2 separate regions of the Homo sapiens genome follow, and region 2 is linked to region 1. The links are chromatin contacts, found by Hi-C or POLR2A ChIA-PET in ENCODE. All regions are on one chromosome and are shown on one strand. Each heading gives the region's core, a stretch centred on a gene start or an enhancer-like site at or near the end of the contact. The rest is flanking DNA. Distances are from core to core; before and after follow the strand shown.

Region 1 (4,333 bases), core at 821-3,320:
CAAGCAGAGTGTCTCTCTATTCTGAGCCATCTGAAGCTTGGGGTGGACTAATACAAGCACCTCTGTGGCCATCAGGTATGACTGTGCTGGATTAGAGCTAAAGCCAGCACAGCACTGAGTCTTTCCTAAGGCCTGCTGTAACCATTCCGTGGCTATGGCCTATGTTCACTCACAGCCTGGGGCTCTACAATCAGCATGTGGGAAAGCCAGCCAGGCCTGTGTCTCTCCCTTCAGAGTGGCAAGTTCCCCCAGTCCCCAGGCAGGTCTAGATGCCATCCAGGAGCTAAGGAGTAGAGTCAAAAACCTCAGAAGTCTACCTGGTGTTCTACTGTATTGCAACTGAACTGACACTCAAACCACAAGATGCAGTCCTTCCCACTCTTCCCTCCCCTTTCCAATAGGAGAGGAGCCTCACCCCACGGCCAGTGCCACCACAGGCCCACAAGGAGTACTGCCAGACTACTGCTGATGTTCCCTTATGGTTCAAGGGCTCTTCAATCAGCATATGGTGAATGCTGCCTGGCCTGGGACTCACCCTTCAGACCAGTGAACTCCCGTCTGGCCCCAGGCAGGTCCAGAAATGCTGTCCAAGAGGCAAGTTCTGGAATCAGGGACTCCAAGAGCCTGCTTGTTGCTCTATCCCTCTGCGGCCAACCTGGTACCTAAGGTGCAAGACAAAGTCCTCTTTACTTTCCCCTCTGCTTCTCTAAAGCAGAAGGAGTCTCATCTCATAGCCATCACAGCTAGGAATGTGCTGAGGTTTACCTGAAGCTAGCAAGTCTCAGAGTCCCACCAAAGGCCCCTGACATACTGTTACAGTACATAGCTAGTGAGGCATGAGCAGAGCAGGAGAGGGCACTCCCCTGATAGGAATGTCAGGTGACTATCAGGTGTTGGGAGGCAGTTGTCACACTGTCTCTCTAAAATAGTAATTGGTCACAGCGAGCACCAGGGAAAGGCAGTCTCCCAATAGATAGAAACACTTGAAACTGGTGATCAGCAGATTCCCAATAAGATCTCAGGAGTTCAGTGGGTGGGCTCAAGCATGCATATTAAGAGGCAAAATATCAGAGATGAACTGGTATATGACTTTCCAGGGACATTCCACTAGTAAGGGAAGAATGTCTCAAGTGAGCATGTGTACAACTCCACTACACACTGCACATGCTCATTTCCCAAGTGCTTGCAGGCCACTGCACATGTGGACAGCCCACCCCAAGGGAAGAATAAGGGGAAAAGGAACGTAAGACCCCAAAAGTACACCAATGTATAAAACCCCAAGTCAAAAGGTCAAACTGTGTACTTGTCTTTCAAGTTGCCTGCTTGGCCCTCTTTCAAGTGTATTTCCTTCCTTTTGTTCCTGCTCTAAAGCTTTTTCATAAACTTTCACTCCTGCTCTAAAACTTGCCCCAGTCTCTCCTTCTGCCTTCTGCCCCTCAGTCAAATCCTTTCTTTTGGCCGGGTGTGGTGGTTCACGTCTGTAATCCCAGCACTTTGGGAGGCCAAGGCAGGTGGATCACCCGAGGTCAGGAGTTTGAGACCAGCCTGGCCAACATGGTGAAAGCCTGTCTCTATTAAAAATACAAAAATTAGCTAGGCATGGTGATGGGTGCCTGTAATCTCAGCTACTTGGGAGGCTGAGGCAGGAGAATCGCTTGAACCTGGGAGGCAGAGGTTGCAGGGAGCCAAGATCATGCCACTGCACTACAGCCTGGGTGACAGAGCAAAACTCTATCTAAAAAAAAAAAAAAAAAAAAAAAATTATAATTCTTTCTTCTGAGGAGGCAAGAACTGAGGCTGCTGCAGACCCATAAGGATTTGCCGCCAGTAACACGATTTGGTGCCATGACTGGGATACATTCTGCTACTAACATATTTTGGTGCCAATTGATTCTGATAACTTCCACTGCTCACATACTTTGATGCTGCATGACTCAGATACGTTCCCTTGTGGTAAGACATCTCTATGCCCTGCCTTCTCTGCCTGGAGGCATTCAACCTCCGTACACAATTTTCTTCTTCCTTTTTCTCTCGTGCTTACTAACCAAACCCCAGAACAATTCCTCTTGGCCATATGTGACTCTGTTCCCCTGGGCTGATTGCTCAGCTCACCCTGATTGGTGGCTCACAGGGGTGGGAAGTACCTTGAGGTTCACGCTGAGGCACTAATGGCTTTCCTGGACAAGGGGCTCACAAGAGTGGTAGGGCTAAAGCCTAAAACTGTACAATGTCAGGTTTCTTCTTCTTTTTCAGCTAAAATTTACTAAGAACCCTCACTGCCTATTCTTCTTTTTTTTATGTGTGTGTGTGTTTTGAAATGGCCTTGTGCACCTGCTGGACCATCTGCCTTGGGGGCAAGTCTGCCTCTTTGCTTTCACTTCACATGCCACATGACTTCTTAAACACACACTCCCTGTTATTTGTGTGCCCGTGGCTTTTACTGTGTTTGCATGGCAGCAAAGACACGAGCTCCCTTGCAGATATCCCGAGATTTATACTTGTTCTTACCCTACCAGCTTCCACGACTCTAACCCTTTCCCTGTCTGCTGGCACATGGCCAGGACAGACATTAATTGGAACTCCAGCTCTGCCAGCTCCTTGACTTACCACATGCTTTTTGTTCCTGTTATGTCCCAGGGCCAAGTTTTCCAGTGGGTTTTGAAGTAGTCTGTCCACCTGCATAGGGCCTCACTCTGACGCTTTAAGGATCCCACCTATTGGCTTTTTTGAGTTAGCACTCCACTGAGAGGAAAAGATATTCTTCCTTTGCCATTTGCAAGTTCTTACCCCAAGCCCCAAGTCCTCCGGAGATTACTACTTTACATCAAGAGGGCAAATAAATGGGGCCAGGCGCGGTGGCTCACACCTGTAATCCCAGCACTTTGGGAGGCTGAGGCTGGCAGATCACGAGGTCAGGAGTTCGGGACCAGCCTGGCCAACATGGTGAAACCCTGTCTCTACTAAAAATACAAAAATTAGCCATGTGTAGTGGTGCACACCTGTAATTCCAGCTATTTGGGAGGCTGAGGCAGAAGAACTGCTTGAACCCGGGAGGCGGAGGTTGCAGTGAGCCAAGATCACACCACTGCACTCCAGTCTGGGCGACAGAGCAAGACTCTGTCTCAAAACAAAACAAAACAAAAAACAAAACAGGAGGGCAAATAAATGTTAGGGCTGCTATTTTTGCAAGCATATGAAGGCTTTCCATGAGTATTCCTCTCACTTCCTCCTGTAGCTTCCATTCTCTAATTACTTCTACACCCTTCTCAACGTGCTTCAAGGTCATATTTAAAAGGGAGTCGGGAGGGAAGAACATGGGAAATGGGAATCTGAGAAAAGAGAAAATCACATTTTTTGCTAGAATGCTCCAAATGCGAGTCACTGTAAGGTCATGGAGACAAGGACATAGGTGAGCCAAAGGCTGCAGGGGCAAGAGCCCCATAGGACAGAGATGAAGGTTGGTCCCAGGCTAACAGATTACTGTTAGAACAGAGATGAAAGCAAGGTTAGGGTTACATGGCAAGATCGGTTATTCCAGAACCCCAAGGATGAACAGGGGGCCCACGGTTCACTCTAGTATCTCCTCTCTTCTCAAGTAGGTAATTGTGACAAGATGGAACCAAGGCTACTTGGTAGGACCGGTTCATTCTGGAACCCTAAGGACCACGTGGGATGCCTCATTCAGGATAATAGGAAAGTAGACGAAAAGCCTTCTTTTTCCTCTTTCCCTTTTTTTCTCCTCTGTTCTCTCTTCACAAACGGGTAATTGCATCTCCATACCAGAAGACACACCCCTTGGATGCATCCCCCAAACTGGGAAAAGTTTGATTCCCACCAACCTTGACACAAAAAACTAGTTTTCCTTTGTAATACTGTTTGGCCTAAAAAGGAACTGGGAGGAAATTGCAAAAGTCAGCCTTCGAACCAGTGACCCTGTGCAGGAGGGTCTAAAAATGAACTGGGAGGAAATTACAAAAGTTAGCCTTGGAACTAGTGACCTTGTGCAGAAGGTCCTCAGATTAGCCTTCTCAGTCTTTTATAACTGAGAGTAGAATAAGGAGAAGAGGGCTAAGGCAAAGGAGAAATGCAGGGATCAGAGGCAGGCTCAACTATTGGTTGCTTTACAAGCTCTTCCAGCTCCCTCCAGGTTACTACCATTATCACAGGGAGCTAGGCCACTGGAAGGCAAACTGCCCAATGGGACAAATGGGAAAAAGCTGCACATGGCATGCCCCCTCTGCCACATGCTCAGCCAGTGTAATGGGACTGCCCTGAGGGCCAAAGGGCCTTGGGACAGGATCGCAAACCTTGATGGCCTTGAGCTGAAGGGGCT
Region 2 (4,073 bases), core at 640-3,139, 230 kb before region 1:
GCAATTTTGGAATAAACATAAATTGGTTGGAAAAAATAAAAATTCCACCAACTTATCATAGGATTATTATATAATATGCAACATAATAACTGGCAGTACAATAAGTGCTCAATAAATGTTTCCAGCCATTTTTAAAATCACAAACTTGAGAGAAAAGGCTGAAATGTTACTCTAAATTCTCCTGCAAGAGTTTACTGAGCAAATATATACAACTCTTATATAGCAATGAAAGTAAATAATTTAAAAAATGCTTGCTGAGGATTCTGTCCTTTCAATTCTTGGGGAACAGTATCTGAGTGATCTGTGGCCAGTGAACTCTCCAAAAAAATTATTTCTAAGAATAGATTGCTGCAAATATGGGGAGCTCCTAAATATGAAACAAGCATTGTCACCAGGGAATGCTGAGAATCCTGCAAGATAAATAGAAATTTAACATTCAGTGTGCTTAAGTAGTAGTCACAATAATTAATACTCTTAAGCAGAATTATATGCCAAATTCTGGCCAGGACATAGCATTAGACAGTTTTTCTGCCCAAAGAGCACTTTGCTGCTCACTTATTTACATTTTCCATTATTTGGAACCCAAATAGATTTTTCTTACTTTGTTACATTAAAAGTCACTGTGGAATACAGTTACAGAGAACCCAAAAAGTATTTTAAGATTTGAAAGTGATTGTCTGGGTAGTTTTTAGACCAAAAGTTGCCATCTAGTGGCACTAATTATTAGTGCAGACACAGTGAAACAAAAGAAAAAAAAGGGAACTAATATTTTTCTAGAAACTGTTCTGTGCCAAGCACTGCAATAGGTACTTTATTTCTTTACATCTTTTAGTCTTCTCCCATCTTCTTTGTTATGAATGTGTCACTTCTGTCATGCCTCCTCACAAGCTGATGATGAGAAGCAAAAGAGTTGTTTCTGTTAACATTTCATGGAGATGCAATAGGAGAAAAGCCAGAGAGGAGTAGTCTAGAAATGGAAGCTTCATTAAAAGAGAGAGAGCAATACAGAATGAGGAGTTCTAGGACTCACATATCAGGCACCTTCTTCCATGATCATGTGAGTTACATGAATCAGTGGATCCCCACATTGCCTCGGATGTAAGAACTCCGTAGAAAGCAGTGAGAACAGTGACCGTGATGCTGATAACTGTATCATAAGCTTTTTGGGACAGAGACCACATCATATAGTGTTTGCATTCTCTGTGGTCCACGAAGCCTCTTCTGTAAGAGCACTCATCCTGTTCATGAGGACTCCACCTTTATGACCTAATCACCTTTGGGAGGTGCAAGATAAATAGAAATTTATCACCTCCACACCTACAATACAATCACATTAGGGATTAGGTGTCAACATGTGAATTTTTTTTTTTTTTTTTTTTTTTTTTTAGACACAGTCTTGCTCTGTTGTCCAGGCTAGAGTGCAGTGGCACTATCTCTGCTCACTGCAACCTTCATCTCCCGGAGTCAAGTGATTCTCCTGCCTCAGCCTCCCGAGTAGCTGGGATTACAGGCGTGCACCACCACGCTGGGTGAATTTTTGTATTTTCAGTAGAGCCAGGGTTTCACCATGTTGGCCAGGCTGGTTTTGAACTCCTGACCTCAGATGATCTGCCTGCCTTGGCCTCCCAAAGTGCTGGGATTACAGGTGTGAGCCACTGTGCCCAGCTTCGACATGTGAATTTTGAGGGGACTTAAACATTCAATCTACAGAAGAAACTAAATATCCCCACTCCTCTGAGGGCAAGAGGAAGAAAGGCTTTGGTCTGCCTCCTGCTCTGTCCACAAGCCTGGGTCCAGGCGGCTGGGAAAGGAACCCTGAGGACTTTCCTAACTAGTCACTTGAAGTCCACTTCATCAATAACGATGCCCCAGCTACCTTGGGAGAAATGGCCTCTCGCCCAGCAGGGATGCAGAATGAGAACTTTCACAAGAATGTTGACTGAAGGAGGTAATCAATACTCTTGCAGTTATTTCAAACACAAAAGCCTATGAAGGCAACTCAATTACTCTCACGCCTCCTTTTCTGACTTACTTTCAGAACCTTGTCAAAGGCTAGTAGTGTTGGGTGCCTTTTTTTTTTTTTATTCATTTACTTACACTATTCAAGCATGCTCTTTTCCTGGTAGAATTTTTTCTGCTTTCTGGATAAAGACACCCAGTGTCCAAAAAGTGAACAGCATGGGAATATGGAGACTTATCAGATGGAACTTTGACCTCCAAAGAGGCTTTGCTGCATCTTTTCTTCCTTCCTTGTCTGTTTTGTCATTTCCTATTTTTTTTTTTTTTTTTTTTAGACAGAGTCTTGCTCTGTCACCCAGGCTGGAGTGCAGTGGCAAGATCTTGGCTCACGGCAACCTCCACCTCCTGGGTTCAAGTGATTCTCCTCCCTCTGTCTACAGAGTAGCTGGGATTACAGGTGCCCACCACCACGCCCAGCTAATTTTTTTTTTTTTTTTTAAAGTAGAGACGGGGTTTCACCATGTTGGCCAGGCTGGTCTACAACTCCTGGCTTCCAGTGATCCACCCACCTCGGCATCCCAAAGTGCTGAGATTACAGGCATGAGCCACCATGCCTGGCCTATTTTGTCATTTCTTATTTTCATTTATTTGGTTCTTTTTATCTGGCAGTGTTGTAGGAGTTATTAAGAAATTATTGGCTGGGTGCGGTGGCTCACAGCCTATAATCCCTGCTCTTTGGGAGGCCGAGGCAGGTGGATCACTGGAGGTCAGGAGTTCCAGACCAGCCTGACCAACAAGGTGAAACCCCATCTCTACTGAAAAATACAAAATTAGCTGAGCATGGTGGCAGGCATCTTTAGTCACAGCTATTCGGGAGGCTGAGACAGCAGAATTGCTTGAACCCGAGAGGTGGAGGTTGCAGTGAGCCGAGATTGTGCCACTGCACTCCAGCCTTGGTGATGGAGCCAGACAGACGCTGCTGCCGAGGAAAACCTTGTATTATTAGGCATGGTCAACCCCACCGTGTTCTTCGACATTGCCATCGACGGCGAGCCCTTGGGCCGCGTCTCCTTTTAGCTGTTTGCAGACAAGTTCCCAAAGACAGCAGAAAATTTTCGTGCTCTGAGCACTGGAGAGAAAGGATTTAGTTATAAGGGTTCCTGCTTTCACAGAATTATTCCAGGGTTTATGTATCAGGGTCGTGACTTCACACGCCATAATGGCACTGGTGGCAAGTCCATCTATGGGGAGAAATTTGAAGATGAGAACTTCATCCTAAAGCATACAGGTCCTGGCATCTTGTCCATGGCAAATGCTGGACCCAACACAAATGGTTCCCAGTTTTTCATCTGCACTGCCAAGACTGAGTGGTTGGATGGCAAGCATGTGGTCTTTGGCAAAGTGAAAGAAGGCATGAATATTATGGAGGCCATGGAGCGCTTTGGGTCCAGGAATGGCAAGACCAGCAAGAAGATCACCATTGCTGACTGTGGACAACTCGAATAAGTTTGACTTGTGTTTTATCTTAACCACCAGACCATTCCTTCTGTAGTTCAGGAGAACACCCTTCCACCCCATTTGCTCGCAGTATCCTAGAATCTTTGTGCTCTTGCTGCAGTTCCATGTTTTCCTTGTTCCCTCCCATGCCTAGCTGGATTGCAGAGTTAAGTTTATGATTATGAAATAAAAACCAAATAACAAAAAAACAAGAAAAGAAATTATTTTAGTCAGATAGAGACAAAAGGGGTCCTTTGGAAGTTTTCGTTTTTTAAAGCATCTCTGGAAAAGTTTCTTGTAAAGCCCCAGCTCTTAGAGCCAGGCTGGCAACCTTTGATAAGCAAATGATGGCCATTAGAAACTGGGTCCACCCAAACATGGCCATTCCTGCAGCCTTCTTGCCCTTGCCCCACATGTTCCTGGCAATATGGCCGCCCCCGCATATCCCCACATGTGTAGAACATCATGGCACCCTGTATTTGCATATTAAAAAGCTAGGGTGGGAGAGCCAGCTTTTTCACGGGCTACGTGAATGACATGCCTGGCCAAACCAATCCCCTGAGCCCTATGTAAATCAGACACCACCTCCTCCAGCCTCTGTATATATACCTGGCTGG

Evidence for each region. Hi-C counts contacts between places; a loop is a spot of excess contacts on that map. ChIA-PET counts read pairs that join two places held with the same protein, here RNA polymerase II (POLR2A).
Region 2: a map of Caco-2 shows a loop between it and region 1 (2.1-fold over the local background). The contact joins two enhancer-like sites. A Hi-C loop is called at or near these places in 1 of 168 maps with a recorded cell type or tissue (Caco-2). POLR2A ChIA-PET finds 5 or more read pairs at or near these places in 3 of 52 experiments (H1, OCI-LY7 and PC-9).

Annotation. Positions count from the first base shown.
Region 1 is chr10:31,959,593-31,963,925 of GRCh38, reverse strand. The region is part of intron 2 of LOC107984219 (a long non-coding RNA gene); the gene reads right to left. Among named protein-coding and RNA genes, the nearest start is that of ARHGAP12, 33 kb to the right of the region's middle. Within about 2 kb of position 2,070, at least 6 of the 41 ENCODE cell types and tissues checked have a DNase peak (open chromatin) inside an H3K27ac peak, as active enhancers do.
Region 2 is chr10:32,187,712-32,191,784 of GRCh38, reverse strand. It overlaps the pseudogene PPIAP31. Among named protein-coding and RNA genes, the nearest start is that of KIF5B, 130 kb to the right of the region's middle. Within about 2 kb of position 1,889, at least 2 of the 41 ENCODE cell types and tissues checked have a DNase peak (open chromatin) inside an H3K27ac peak, as active enhancers do.